2 separate regions of the Homo sapiens genome follow, and region 1 is linked to region 2. The links are chromatin loops, found by intact Hi-C in ENCODE. Cell type or tissue: PC-3. All regions are shown on one strand.

Region 1 (8,000 bases), 89 kb before region 2:
AAAGCAAGCTGGTTTAAACTAAAAAAGTAGAAATTATTAGACAGATATCTGGGGAACTGACAGAAGAGAATACTCCAGTGCAATGAAAAAGTGGAAAGCTGTCATCCAACTATGCCTTGTTCCCCTCTATCTCTTGTTTCTGCTTCTATCTTCTTTTTCTCTCACACTCTGTGTGTCTGTGTGTCCCCATTGTTTATCTCCCACTTACAAGTGAGAATATGTGATATTTGACTTACTGTTTCTGAGTCATTTCACTAAGGATAATGGCCTTCAGGTCCATCCATGTTGCTGCAAAAGATATGATTTTATTCTTTTTTATGGCTGAATAGTATTCCATGATATACATACCACATTTTAAAATCCAGTCATTCATCAATGGACACATGGTTGATTCCATGACTTTGTTATTTTGAATAGTGCTGTGACAAACATGCAAATGCATGTGTCTTTTTGACAAAATGATTTATTTTTCTTTGGATAGATACCCAGTAGTGGGATTGCTGGATCAGGATAGTTCTATTTTTAGTTCTTTGAGAAATCTGCATACTGTTTTTTATAAAGGTTGTACAAATTTACATTCCTACCAACAGTATATGAGTTCCCTTTTCTCTACATCTATGCCAATATCTATTGTTTTTTGAGTTGTTAATAGTAGCCATTTTGACTGGTGTAAGATAGTATTTCATTGCCATTTTAATTTGAATTTCTCTGACTAGTGATGTTGAGCATTTTTTCATATGTTTGCTGGCCGCTTGTACATCTTCTTTTGAAAAATGTTCATGTCTTTTGCCAGCTTTTTAATGGGGTTATTTTTGTTTTTGTCTTGTTGACTTGAATTCCTTATAGGCTCTGGATATTCCCTCTTTCATTTTAAATATTGATTGATACTGGCAAATGTCTGCAGTCAAAAGAAGGAAATCTGTTGGAATTATTTACTATTATAGCACTAATAACCATGTAATAACCATGCATTAAATGTTTGCTAAAAAAGGTTTTGACTACCACATTCTGTGTGACTAACAGCATTTCATGGCAAGGGAAGGTAACATTTGAGACCCAAATAACTGACTTTTATTTCCAGGAGCAGGAAGGAGTTAATAATCATTCTTTGTAATTTGTGAGCATTATTTTATGACATTGATAATGGGCAGTGGTGTAGATTATCATTTTTCTTGGAGGAAAAGTAAGTTTAGGCCTTCCTTAAAAACAGTATGTATTCACTGCATAAACTAGAACAACACATTGGGTTATGAATAATTTATAAATAATAAAATGAAATCTAATATATTGAGTAAAAGAATTCTTCAGTCAACAGGGAAAACCAGTTGTATTGCATAATAAATAAAAGTTTCTGTCGTGGTAGTATGTTTCATTAAAGGCAAGGAGTCACCAATTCCAATGCCTATGGAAGTTTGATAAGTACATATATTGGTGGATTGAATCTGGAATAGATAACAAGAAGTGATGGTGACTGAGGCAGTAGAGAAACATGCCTTGCTTAAGTTATTCAAATTCAAGCAACAACCATACAAAATAAACTGTACTGTGTCTGGGCAAACAAGAAACAAACAAAAACCACCAACAAAACTTTTTCTGACCAGATTTTGCAACTGGCCACCTATCTACAGCTTTTTTTTTTTTTTTTTTTTTTTTTTTCCAAAGCCAGCAGGCATGCTGCTAATATCTAATAGAATTGACCTCTGGTATCCCTTTGTTCTTTGCAAGTTGCACCTCGGCCTACTTGATATTTCATTTTCTTAACTCATTGGCTTCCAACACTCTGCTTTGTTCTTCTTTTGTTAGGGAAAATGGTTTAGTGCAATGCATCTCGCATTTCCATAGATGAGAGAAAATGTTCACTTTACTGCCCAGGTGGAGTCAGTATTAGTGAAATGCTTCTGGTCCCTCTACCTACTGTTTTCATTACTGTCTCTTTGTCAAGAGGCACACACAATTTGACAAGAGCCTCATTCTGATTGAGTGGGGTTAGCACCTGGACAATTATGTTCCAGCCTGATGGATTTCTCTCTTCACTCTTAGGTTCAGACAGGATAGAATCCTTGTTTCCCTTAGGTCTTTGATGCCTGATATGCTCAAGATGCTCTGTGTTTCACTTCTTCCCATATGTGAACTTCAAGATCTAGGCTTGAAATTATAAAAGGTGGTAAGAGGTCTCTGTGTTCGCTACCAATCCCAAGATATACCCTACAATTCAACTTTGCAAAGGAATAAAATGGGTAACAAATTTTAACTCACATTTGGCTTCTGTTCTATTTATTACTTGGTTCAGATTTGTAGTAGAGGAAAGCTAAGAAATTAGGCACTCAACAACTTATGGGACCTTAAGACATGCCTCAGCAAACCAAGGGGATTTTGTGGCCATCATGGCAAGTTACAATTTTTCCTCACATGCTGAGCCTATGGACCTAGCAAAATATTAAGAAATAGTCAAGAAGGCGTGGATTAAGCCATTCTATTTCCACAAGATAAGGATGATTTCTGTAGGCTATAACTAAGATACAGGACAAGTATATGCAATATTCTTTTGCCTTAACATTCTATGCTTTATCAGGGTCATTTTTTACTGCTTATTTTATATCTCTGTTAGAAAATAATGGAAATAAACATCTTTGTTCCTTAATGAGAAAGGAAATGTTATCATCAGATACAACCTGTCAATCAACTTTTTATGTCAATACATTTTTTACTGCTTATTTTATATCTCTGTTAGAAAATAATGGAAATAAACTTTTTATGTCAATACATTTTTATGTCAATACATTTTTTACTGCTTATTTTATATCTCTGTTAGAAAATAATGGAAATAAACATCTTTGTTCCTTAATGAGAAAGGAAATGTTATCATCAGATACAATCTCTGTCAATCAACTTAGGTATAAATGAGATAAGCAAATCACCTTAAAAGAGGGAGGGAAAAACCAGGTTATATCCATGATTTGTCTGTCTCTCCTAAAGCAGGGGCTCTCTGAAATGTAACTATCAGGGCCAAGTTTTAACAGATAGCAAAATCCCTGGAGAGTCTGTTACTAGGATGATAGGGAATCTTGGTAAGAAAACCCCCATGAATGTGGCCCTGTAAGAGTTGGGTACATTTTAGGAAACTAGTACTTTGTATATATGTAAAGTTTGTAAATGAGTTTATGATGGTCGAAATTTAGTGATGTAGGGAAACCCTAGACAAAATTCAAAAACAAAAACAAACTATAAAATAAGGAGTCAGGGAAGCCAGTAAAGAGAATCTCTGCATTTATATCTACTATTCACATCAGCCAGAATAGGTTTCCTCAGTTACCCGTATAATTTGATTCTTATTCACATGCAGAGAAATTGGCTTCTTTACTGTTACCAAAGATTTAAATTATCTTCTCTGTATAGCTTTTGATTGATACAGGGCTAGTGTAAAGAATGATGAGAAAGACTTTAAGTAGTCAATGTTTTGCTGTTTACATAGCAGTCATCTAGTCTGAATGGAGATAATGTGGCTGAATATGGCTAATGGGTTGTGTAATACTAGCACTTCAAATCGTCAGTAAACCTAGTTTTGAATCAATAAAATTACAAGGGAGATTGAGGCAGCACTGGAAAAATGATACTCTTGGCAACAATAGCAGCTACTGAAGTGCAGAAACCAGAACCAACATCGTGGTAGACTGTTTACTTGAACAGTCCAAATTTCTGAGACTGAGAAAGAACACCAGGAAAAAGAGGTCAAAAATCTTAAGGGAGATGCTCTTTCTTTACCAAACCATTAAGCAGAGATGCTTAAAACTTCATTAAAAAAAATCACTGCTTAAGGTTTTAATCTCATTATAAAATTTTTATTTAAAAATTTAACATGTATTCTCATCTATCTAAATTTTAAGAGAGTTGGCCTAATAATTCCAAAATCCTTTTCCTTCAGAAGTGTTACAAGATTGCAAGTCTTTAGGGAGGTCTTACATTCTAAAACTTAGTATAGACATTTAATAAAAACAATAATATTTGAGAATTTCAGGAATTACAAAGTTAATTTTAACTCCAGGAAACTTGGTTCTGATGAGGACTAATCTGATCATCAAAGGATATGGAGAAAAAGTACTTCAAATACAAGATTGTGCTATACAGAGGACCAAAGAAATTTCTTAGGATAATTCACCCCCTCCTGAGTATATTACTATAATTAATTTTTATGTTTTTAGAGAAGGTGGCCCTCCTGAATGAGTAGAACTCATACAGTGCAGAGCACTGGCAAGTAGCTACACCAGATTTGAAGGTCTGGAGCAACTCACCAAAATGCAAATATGAAGCAGTTTCAGATTCCTGGGGAAGTGGGCACTCTGGTAGGGAAATTGGGGAAATAGGTGGATCGAGAGGTTGAGTGGGTGCTGATCTTTCCCAACAGCATTCTGTTCATCCTCCCATTTGGCCATCAATATTCCTAGGTAAATCATTAACTACGAAATTAAGGAAACTAAAGAAAATTGTGCCAAACATAAGGCTGTGTGTGCTTGATGTGGTTTTTAATCAGGAAAATATCTAAAATCACCTTTAGTTGGTAAGTGAAAATATTCTTTTCAAGAACGATACATTTTAATTCTCAAGAGCAGTTTGCCTTCACTTGGCAGGATTAGAAGTTTATTTTCTGTTATGCTGCTGCAGGGATATTTAAATTCCTCTACACCAAGTCATAATCTGATGAGTATGATTTAAACAGTGTCTTTTAGCCTAACTCAAATATTGAATTAACATCATCACCAATGACATTTGGATCGGGGTGATTCAGAAGGAATGGTGTAGACTTTGACTTCCCATATTTATTTTATGACTAAAAAAAGGATAGACCATTAAATAGAAAACAAATTCAGGTGCTCACCCAGATATAACCTTTCTGGGAAAACTAGAATCTGAGGCAACCAGAGAAAGCTGGCTGCAAACCTTTAGTTGATATTCCCATTTCCTATTTGTTTCTCCTAATCTTATTTCTCCCAGTGATGGCTGCCACTTCTCTAGGCTGGCACTACAGTTCCAAGCATCTGCATGAATAGGTCTAGAAATCAGAGACTATTTACTCAGGTGAAAAGCACAGTTTACAGCGTCTGATAACTCCTTTCTTGCCATTGACTGCTCATGCCAACATGGACAATAGCCACAAACTCTGATCAGTATTAACATCCAGCCATGTCCTTGCAAATATTTGTGGGTAGAGGCCAGGATGTGTGTGTTACACTTATCTAAGGAAAGGATTAAACAATTCTACTTTAGAAATTGAAGACAAATCAATGGATTGTAATATAGGGTAATGATTGGTATAAACTAATTTGAAGTATGGCTGTGGTGAGTTGGTTGGCCCAAGAACAACTTTGGGCAAATGCCTTGCCAAGCATGATCTAGCTCTCCCTACAAAATGTTACCCCAGGCAGAATGTCAAATTTACTGTGGCTTCTCATATAGGAACAAGCAGAGTAAAAACCTTTGCTTAAAAAAAGTAAAGGTGCTCCGTATTTGGTGATGGTGGTGGTGAAGGGTTCTGTATTAGTTAAGGTTAGATTTAGTTGCATACAGCAGAAAATCCTCAGTAATCAATAGTTTTATTTATCTGCAAGTCTGGAGGTAGGGCGCACAGGACTGGTAGAGCAGTGCCATGGCCATCAGGAACCCTGGTTCCTTCTGACTTCCTGCTCTAGGCTTCTTTTGCATATTGCATGGTGGACCAAGATGGTGGCTGGAGCACTAGCCATTATATCCATAGTTTTTTTTAAAGGAGACTTACAAGAAGTCTCACATAACATTTCACTTTCATTTTATTGGCCAGATGTTGGTTACATGACTAAATCTAGCTGCAAGGGAAGATGAGAAATAGAATCTTCTATTAAGTGTTCAACTGAGACCTATATTTTGATTACTAAGGAATCATAGAATGAATATTTAGTGTCAATTAGAAGTATGTATCAGAAGTAATATTTTAAAAATCAGAAACATCCAAGAGTTTGAGCATTTTATTTTTATTATCATACAAACTAAATTTCTCCAAACTTCAGAGATGTTTAACAATGTTTTCTTAACCATGGAACAGTTACGAACTTCAATTTATCAATGTGTCAATTGACCCAGTAAAAACATTTACATGTTGAAGATTTGATTGGCTGGAAGGGAAAGCACTATGAATTTGCAATTTACCAAAAAGGTAATGAAAGCTTAAGCTGCATGAACAGAGGCAGAGTAACTTGAAATAGAGAAGTAACTGGGCCTTCCTAGCTGCCAATCAGACACATCTGAAGTGTTGTGATCAGTGTGGGTTGAGGCTCCTTGTGTTGGGCAGAGAGCATGGATGGGAGGCAGCTCATCTGTGTTCTGGCCCTTCTCATCACCACCATGGGAGGTCAGCTCGTAGATAAAAGTCTGCCTCAGGGGAAGTCTGGCAGCCTCTTCCCATTCTCCATACCTGCTTCTCAGGGAAGCATCCCAAGAATATGGTGAAATAGGATAACTGCTGTAGTCCTCCTCTGAACTACCTGTCCTGGGCCTATTCTCTGTTCTTGCCATCACACTTCCTGCTTGCTATAGGAATTTTGGGATTGTCCTGTTCTATCCATCAGAAACTATTATCAGTATATAGTCTTTATGTAGGACAGAAGGTATGTACCTTCCAAAGACAAAATTTTTCAGATTTGATAAACAAGAATTTTCCGATGGGATGAAAAAGACAATATGTTGTTCTTGGCAAGGGCTCAGGTGAGATAATGGGGCAGGGAAGGTGTGTGGGGCCTGGGGTGCAGTGTCTTGGCAGGTCTGTTTGAGGACAGGAAGTAGGGAAGATATGCCCTGGGGTACACCTTCAGATGCTCCCACAGCCATGCATTGTCTGGATGTAGTTCTGAGGCTTCAGAGCTGCCTCTGCTCTCAGTCCCAATTTGGCACTGGGATAGCAACTCCCCTAACTCTGTGCCTTAGTTAAATTTGGAGAGAATTTCCCCTAAAGCACTGTTAATTGGTTTTATCACCATGGATAAAGGAGTATCATTGGCAGTGGTTCAGGCAGACAGATTTAAGTAGATGACTGTACTAGCCTTTAAAAAATGACTTCACGTCAGCAGAAGATATTTTTACATGTTGTTACTGGTCGGAGAAACTCTTGTGACTTGATTTGAGAAATACTGTCTGAGAAAAACAAGATGATAAAAATTACCATATGAGTGAAAGGCCTACTTCAATTTTTCATTTTTCTGCATGGTATTTATTCCAGATATCTTCTCTTGGGAATACTCATCTGAGCCTCCTATCTTATCAAAACCAATTTGTTCAAAATCTCACTCTGAATAAATGTTTTTCTGCTGAGCCAGTGCATATTAGTAATCATGTTGATAACTAATCATGACTTCATTAAATGTCTGATGACTTATTTTTAATCTTATTGATTTGTGGTTAAAAACTTGGTTTAAAAAGCATGTGTATATAAAGGACCTGAAGGAAGGCATAGCTGTGAGGGATGTCAGGTATGTAGCAGGTCAATAGTAAAGACTTTTAGTGCCACTGGATTCATGTCATGTTTTCAACTGCTGATTTTTCTTACAAACCCTGAAACATTCTGATGAGAAACTTCCTTCTTCCTGCAAATCTCTGTCCACACTGTTCTCTAATTTTCCTTGTTTTCCTTAGTCAGACAACTCCCTTTTACAGAAGACAGAGTGAGAAAAGTGGTGAAAATTGTGTCCTTCACCATCAGCCCTAGGCTGTCCCTGGCCTATCTTTAAATATGCAGTTTCTTTGAGAGAGTTATCTGGGGATAGCAGAAAAAAACTTAAGAGTTGCCAACCTTAGAAGATGAAATCTGACATGTTATTATTTCATGAAGAATATTTTTGTTATTCTTCTTATACATTAGATAATAAAATAAGGACTCATTTCCCCACCAAAAGCATAGTCACTCTGTATTTGCCCCTGCCTTTCCAATGTGGCCTTCCTTAGATCCAGTCTCTGTCTTTGCTCTATGCTCTGAAAGT
Region 2 (8,000 bases):
AAATCTATCCAATCTTAATCAGTTTGACCATGTGAGATTCTCATAAACCTTTTATAACATTTTACAAAATTTTTAAAGAGCAGATCAGTGTCCTAAGAAAACCTTGTTTGTGCTTTTAATGTTCAATTTACAGAAAAAAATGAAAAATACCCCTTTAACTTTAGCCAATATATTCACACACAGAATTTCTTTTACACGACTAATTTCTCATGAACTTTCTACACTTTGTTTAAACCTTCAGCTTTATCCTATCTAACTTAAAACAATCCTTTAACCCTTGAATCTGGACAAACAAACAAAAAACACATTCCCATGCCTTCTAATAATATTTTATCAAACGTACATTTCATTTTCCTCACATACCTTGCAACTAAAACTGTTTATTCAGTAGTCTCAATTATATGTTACAACGTTAACTCTTGGCAATTTTAATTTTTGGTGAAAAACCAGGTAAGTGAATGATTTTAATTATGTACTAGGTGTGGAGCTTAGGACACCAGATAGAAGTGCAGGTAAAGTCTGACTTTCCAGCATAGCCATGGGGCTTGGCTAACTTCACATGTCCCCAGGCCTTACCTAGAATCTAATGGCTCCAAAGCAGGTGATTTAAACAATTTTCAAACGCCAAAGAAGCAGTTTATCTCCTTAAAGCATTTAGCAAACCTAATATCTGACCTGCTTAATTTAGACCAAATCTCTTTATTTTACCAATGATCTTGAAAACTCTTTATTTCCCAAAGGTGAACTAAAAGGCATCACAGTTGTATTTTTCTGACAAAATATTTGATTTAAGCACTTATTGTTTTTAAGCCAATTAATCAGAACTCTTTCATATATAAACATTACACACATAACACATATAACAACACAGAGAGACAGAAGATCTAGTAATTGTAAGATTTTTCATTTGCAGTTTTTAAGTTTCTTTATTAGGTTACTGGATTCAGGGTGGTGTCCTTAGAAGAACAGAGCTAGGAAAACATGTAGTTTCTAGGGCCTAATAAGCAGTCACAGCTGGAAGGCAAAACAGATCCCAAAAAATTCTGGGAGTCATTTTCATACTGAATCCTGGATCCCCAAAAATGAAATGCTGAACAAGGCAGTGCAATGATTTTACCATGTGCTGTTGATCAGCCCATTCTGCAATCAGCCCATCCTCCATGGGAATCTTATCTCAGTGTGGGTCAGGATATTTCTATACTTTCTTGGTGGCCAAGAGCATGCTTCTCTGATCCAAACGTGGAAAGAGCAGAGTGTTCCCCCATAACTGTCACTTGCCATCCCTAAAGGTTTATTTCCTACCTACTTATTACACACCAAAGTTCTCTGATAATGTGAAGTAATTTCTGATGTCCCCACAACCCCCACCCCCTGCCCAAGTAAAAAACATCAAATACCACAATGAAAAATAAAACGGAGTCTTAGATGTTGAGGGAAATCTATCTACTTTCAATTCCTGGGGTTCCATGAGGAATATAGAGATTTTCTCTAAAATGTGGCACCGCCTTTGTTTTTCCCAAGGACATACGAGAGGAAATCCTCACCCAGTTTTTTGTTTCAGGGACCTGCAGCAAAGTTTGTAACTAACCAGTTTGCCAAGCTGGCTTGAACAGCAAGCTTATGGGGGTCCTAGGCCCGCATTCCATCCTATGGTACCCCTTTTTATGATGGAACAATGCAGAAAGACAAGCTTTTAGCACAAAGAATGCCAGATTTGCTACAGCTTAAGACTAGCCTCACAAATCCTTTCTTCCAATTAATCAAAACTTTGCGGAGGAGACAGTGATTTTTACCATTGCTACAACCAGTTTGCACAGAGAGAGAGGCCAGAATTCTGACTGGTAAGGAATCCTTACCCTTTTGCTGGCATGCCAGGTTTCTGGGTGACCTTCCCTGAGTGGCCGTAGCAACCCTGCTAGATGCTCCAGAGCCATGGGTCCCAAGCCACAACACAAAGGAAAATCATCTTTTTTGGTTTCATGGAACCATAGGCAATCTCTCAATTTTGTAAGTTGCCACCCAACCGACTACATAGGAGACCCAAATTAACATTTTCCATTCTAGCCAGGGCAAAATACGTGTGACAAAACATTAACCACTCTGCTTAGTGCCCAATATCAACTGGTTAGGCTTAAACTTGTTCCTGGTTGGGCTCCGTCATCTTTAGTCCACTCAAAGTGGATTAAATGAGTTTCAGCATGTGTTCTCTGGGCAAGATGGTCACCCTGAGTAACAGAAAAGATAGAAAAGGGAAAGGAGAAAAAGAGAGAGAAAACATTGCCTGTGTTGGGGTAGGTATAGCAGAGATCTCAGGGAGGCCAGAGAAAGACCTACCCACTGCAGCAACACTGATTTAAAGATCAGATGGCCACTTGTCAGTCATAAAAGGGATCTTTTCCAGCAGTCCCATCAGCTCTCAACTTTTCCCCTTTGGGGAGAAAAATGTTCCCCATGTCTCATTCCTATACATGTCTAATCCTGTCACCCATAGCCATCAGCAAAAAGTGCAAGGCAGATTAATCCAAAGAGAATAGCAGTTAACATCCCATAGTGCCAAATCCCTTTTTAACCAAGAGGGACTTTACTGAGGGGAGGGCCTGCAATCCAATTCCACCATTTACCCAAGTAAAATGTACCCCACTACTTACCCAAAGTCAGCCAATTGGTGTGAAGTCTTGTTTCCTTTGGATTGGGGTAGTAACTAAGCCAAAGGTTAGTAGACATTTTTTTAACCAATTAGTCGCTTAAGGTTTTTATTTGCCTTTCATAAAGTTTTTAAATAAAAATACTGAAAATTTTTTAAGAAGCTTCTGCAAATCAATAGGCATCCCTAGATGAGATTAATTTGGGAGCCCGTCTTTTCCTTTTCTGTTTTTTGTTTGCGGGTTTTTTTTTTTTTTCTTAGAGTCTCGCTCTCTTGCCCAGGCTGGAGTACAGTGGCACAATCTTGGGGAGCCCTTATTTTCAAATACACTTCAGTGCAGTGCTGTTCATTTGGAATGTTCCACTGTAAGTTATCTTTAGTAAGATTTTGCCATTTCTGTAAGACTTCATTGCTTCCTGGGCCGAATACTTATGCATGTTTAAGCCAGAAGGAACTCATTTCTTCAGAAATTAAGGATCCCATTTTTACCTCAAATATTGGCTTTACTCTCAGGTTACCTTGATCACCTCACACAGTGATATTTTTCCTGCCTGAGCACACAGTAAAAATGAAAACAAGAGGTTAGAACACAAAAATCTCTGCGAATTTCCATTGCCATTTACAACCAGTTTCTTTCTGACTCACTCAGATGTAAGAGGCCTCTAACTGGATCCAAGCCAGTTAATTACTGGAGCCAATCAGATCCTGGACCCAGTCCAGTTTCTGTCATGACTTCCAAACCCAGTTTGGATCAGAAATTTGTTCAAGGAAACTTGGATCAAAACACAAATCTGGCCCATGGTGACTCATGCCTGTAATCCCAGCACTTTGGAAGACTGAGGCGGGCAAATCACTTGAGGTCAGGAGTTCAAGACTAGCCTGGCCAAAATGGCAAAACCCTATCTCTACTAAAAATACAAAAAAAAAAAAAAAAAAAAGCCGGGCATGTTGGTGGGTGCCTGTAATCCCAGCTATTCAAGAGGCTAAGGCAGGAGAATTGCTTGAACCCAGGAGGCAGAAGTTGCAGAGAGCAAAGATCACACCACTGCCCTCCAGCCTGAGCAACAGAGTGACATCCCATTTCAAAAAACAAACAATAACCGCAGCAAAAATTAAAACACAAATCTGTGGAGCTTTGGAATCAGAGAATCCAAATACCAGGAGAATACCAGGCTCCCCAGCTGCTCTGGGAGAGAAAGGGACACAGTGGGCCTGGCGGGTAGCTTGCTTGGTTGCTCAGTGCTCTCGGGGGTCATTAGAAGCTCTACTTGGGATCCTACTTCTGATGCTGTCTGATGAAAGAAGAACTTCAGCAAAATTTAATTTAAAGGAGTTTAACTGAGCAATGAATGATTTGCGAATTGTGCAGCCTCCTAAGCCAGAGTATGCCCTGAGATTCCAGTGCAGCCACGTGGTAGAAGATTTATGGACAGAAAAAGGGAAGTGAGGTACAGAAAATGGAAATGAGGTACAGAAACAGCCAGATTGATTACAGCTCAGTGTTTGCCTTATTTGAACACGATCCAAACACTTGTCTACATTGATTGGCCAAACATCAGTTAGTGGCAGAAGTGTAGGCTATGGTCTGTTTACACCTCCGCTTGTTATAGTTCACAATGTACAGAGAAACCTTTAGGCCAAACTTAAATATGTAAGGAGGCAGCTTTAGGCTAAACTTGATTTAACAGTACTTAATAATATAGCCTAAAAATATGTAAAACAAAATTTGAGAGTCCTTCAGGGAGGAATACTGAAATCCACAATCATCATGGGCTCTTTTGACAAAGTGCTCTCAGTATCTAGGAGAAAAGCAAACAAACGAATCAGTGTACATAAGGAATACTTAAGCAACATTGTTGACAAACTTTTCTAAGTAGATACATGTTAGAACACTGCATGAACAATTACATATTACGTATTATTTACAAACACAAAAATTTCACAATAAATTGACCCTGTACAGTCAAAAAGCTGAAATCATATAGAGTATGTTCTCTAAAGTTAAAATGGAAATGAATAACAGTCTGGGTGCAGTGGCTTATTTCTGTAATCCCAGAACTTTGGGAGGCTGAGGTAGGCAGATCACTTGAGGTCAGGAGTTTGAGACTAGCCTGGCCAACGTGGCCAACCCTGTCTCTACTAAAAGTACAAAAATTAGCTGGGCATGGTTGCGCCCACCTATCGTCACAGCTACGCGAAAGGCTGAGACATGAGAATTGCTTGAACCCAGGAGGCAGAGATTACAGTAAACTGAGATCGCACCGCTGCCCTCCAGCCTGGGCAACACAGTGAAACTCATCTCAAAAAAAAAAAGAAATGAATAACAAAATCATAACTAAAATATTGCCGTATGTTTAAAAATTTTTAAATCTCTTCTATTTCATGGATTCAGTTTTAAAATACTGGCAGATGCAGGATGCAGAATCCACATACAATAATTAGTAGTATTTCTGTATAGCAACAGTGAGCAATGTGAAATAGAAATTTTAAAAAGTAATCCCATTTATAATATCCACAAATAAAATTAAAATGCTAGGAATTTATTTAACCAAAGAAGCAAAATTCTCTATAATGAAAATTATAAACTGATGAAAAAGATTGAAGAGGACAATAAAAAATGCAAAAATGTTCCAAGTTCAAGGGTTGGAAGAATCAATATTGTTAAAGTGTCCATACTACCCAAACCAATCTACAGATCCAATGCAATCTCTATCAAAATACCAATGTCATTTTTCAAAGAAATAGAAAATAATAATCCTAAAATTTATATGGAACCACCAAAGACCCAGAATGTCCAAAGCTATCTTAAACATAAAGGACAAAACTAGAGGGATCACATTACCTGACTTCAAATTATACTACAGGGCAACAGCAACCAAAACAACATATTACTGGCATAAAAACAGACACATAGATCAATGGAACAGAATAGAGAGACCAGAAACAAATCCATAAACTTAGAGTGAACTCATTTTAGACAGAAGGGCCAAGAACATACCCTGAGGAGAAGACAAGTCTGTTCAATAAATGGTGCTGGGAAAATATCCATATGCAAATAATGCATCACCATATGCAAAACTCAAATAATGAATCACCATATACAAAACTCAAATCAAAATGGATTAAAGGCTTAATCTAAGACCTCAAACTATGAAATTACTACAGGAAAACATTGGAGAAAATTTCCAGAAAGTTGGTCTGGGCAAAAATTTCTTGAGCAATACCCCATAAGCACTGGCAATCAAAGCAAAAATGGACAAATGGAATCACATCAAGTTAAAAACCTGTACTGTGTAGGAAGCAATCAATGAAGTGAAGAGACAACCCACTGAATGGGAGAAAACATTTGCCAAGTACCTATCTGACAAATGAATAATAACCTGAGTATATAAGGAGCTCAAACTCCTAATGCAGGAAAAAATTTAATAATCTAATCAAAATGGGCAAAAGATTTGAATAGACATTTCCCAAAAAAAGACATACAAATGGGAAACAGGTATGTGAAAACGTGCTCAACAGCACTGATCAACAGAGAAATGCAAATCAAAACTACAATGAGATATCATCTTATCCTAGTTAAAATGGTTTATCTCTGAAAGACAGACGATAACAAATGCTGGTGAGGCTGTAGATAAAAGGGAAGCCTTTTACAGTGTTGATGGAATGTAAATTAGTACAATTACTATGGGGAACAGTTTGGAGGTTCCTCAGGAAACTAAAAATACAGCTACCATGCAATACAGCAATCCCACTGCTGGGTACATACCCTAAAAAAGGAAATCAGTATATCAAAGAGATATCTGCACCCCCATGTTTGTTGCAGCACTGTTTACAATGGCTAAGATTTGGAAGCAACCTAAGCATCCATCAGTCCAGATGAATGGATAAAGAAAATGTGGTACATACGCACAATGGAGTACTATTCAGCCATAAAAATGATGTCCTGTCATTTGCAACAACATTAATAGAACTGGAGATCATTATGTTAAGTGAAATAAGCCAGGCACAGAGAGACAAAATTTTCCTGTTTTTACTTATTTGTGGGAACTAAAAATAAAAACAATTGAGCTCATGAACCTAGAGACTAGAGGATGGTTAACAAAGGCTGGAAAGGGTATTGGGGCCTGGAAAGACAGTAAGGTGAGGATAGTTAGTGGGTACAAAAAATAATAGAAAGAATGAATAAGCCTTATTATTTGATCACACAACAGGGTGACTATAGTCAATAATAACTTAATTGTACATTTTAAAATGACTAAAAGAGTGTACTTGGACTGTTTGTAACATGAAGGATAAGTGCTTACAGGGATAGATACCCCATTCTCCATGATGTGATTATTTCACATTGCATTCCTGTTTTAAAACATCTCACGTACCCCATAAATACATACACCTACTACGTACTCACAAAAAAATTAAAAATGAAAAACAATTTGAAAATACTGACAGAAATAAAAATGTACTTTTAATTTAATACAAATATTATATATTAATGCTTATGGGCATGAGCTAAGGCAGCACTTAGAATGATATCCATAACTTTAAATATATGTGTTAGAAGAAACTGAGAAATGCCTCCATCTGAAAAAATTATAAAAAGAATTTTAAAATAGAACCAAAGATTTTGGTAATGGGGGCGCAGCTTGCATTAGGCTAATCCTGACACAGATAACATTTATGAACTGTACACAAAATTTAAGACAAAAATTGATAACACTAAAGTGTGACCCAAATCAAGCCAAAATTGAGAAGCTTTGACCCTTGAAAGGAGGTAACTATTCTGAGTGAGATTCTAAAATATACAACTTTTGGACTTAAAGCACAAGGCAAATAATATTATAGGCAAATAATAAGAAAAATACTGGACAAATAATGGCTGGAATATCCCAAAATTTCATAAAAAAACATAAACTTACATATGTAATAATACCAAGCTCTTTTCAGGCAGGATAAATACAAAGAAGATGATGTGCTCATGATCTTCACAGTCAAATTGTTGAAAAGATGTCCACTGAGGAGGTCTACAGAAAAAAAGAAAAAGGGCTGGGTGTGGTGGCTCACAGCTATAATCCCAGCACTTTGAGAGGCGTAGGCGGGCAGATCAGTTGAGGCCAGGAGATTGAGACCAGCATGATGAAACTCTGTCTCTACAAAAAATTAAAAAAAAAAAAATAACCAGGCATGGTGACTTACACCTCTAATACCCCTGTGATGGTTGATGTTAAATGTCAACTTGATTGGATTGAAGGATGCAAAGCATTGTTTCTGGGTGTGTCTATGAGGATGTTGCCAAAGGAGAGTAACATTTGAATCAGTGAACTGGGAAAGGCAGACCCACCCTCAATCTGAGAGGATA

What was found. Peaks named below come from ENCODE experiments on the same cell type or tissue, not always from the same donor. Only the 100,000 strongest peaks of a DNase experiment are listed, where the experiment ranks them.
Region 1: it touches region 2 in a loop (3-fold over the local background); 2 of 110 quality-filtered maps call a loop at or near these places.

What each region holds. Positions count from the first base shown.
Region 1 is chr5:110,965,206-110,973,205 of GRCh38, reverse strand. No RefSeq gene overlaps it. Among named protein-coding and RNA genes, the nearest start is that of TSLP, 100 kb to the left of the region's middle. In PC-3, no CTCF peak of the experiment used is centred here; DNase peaks (open chromatin) are centred at 4,755 and 7,465; H3K4me3 peaks cover 893 bases; H3K27ac peaks cover 5,047 bases.
Region 2 is chr5:110,875,973-110,883,972 of GRCh38, reverse strand. No RefSeq gene overlaps it. Among named protein-coding and RNA genes, the nearest start is that of SLC25A46, 140 kb to the right of the region's middle. In PC-3, no CTCF peak of the experiment used is centred here; a DNase peak (open chromatin) is centred at 3,362; H3K27ac peaks cover 2,014 bases.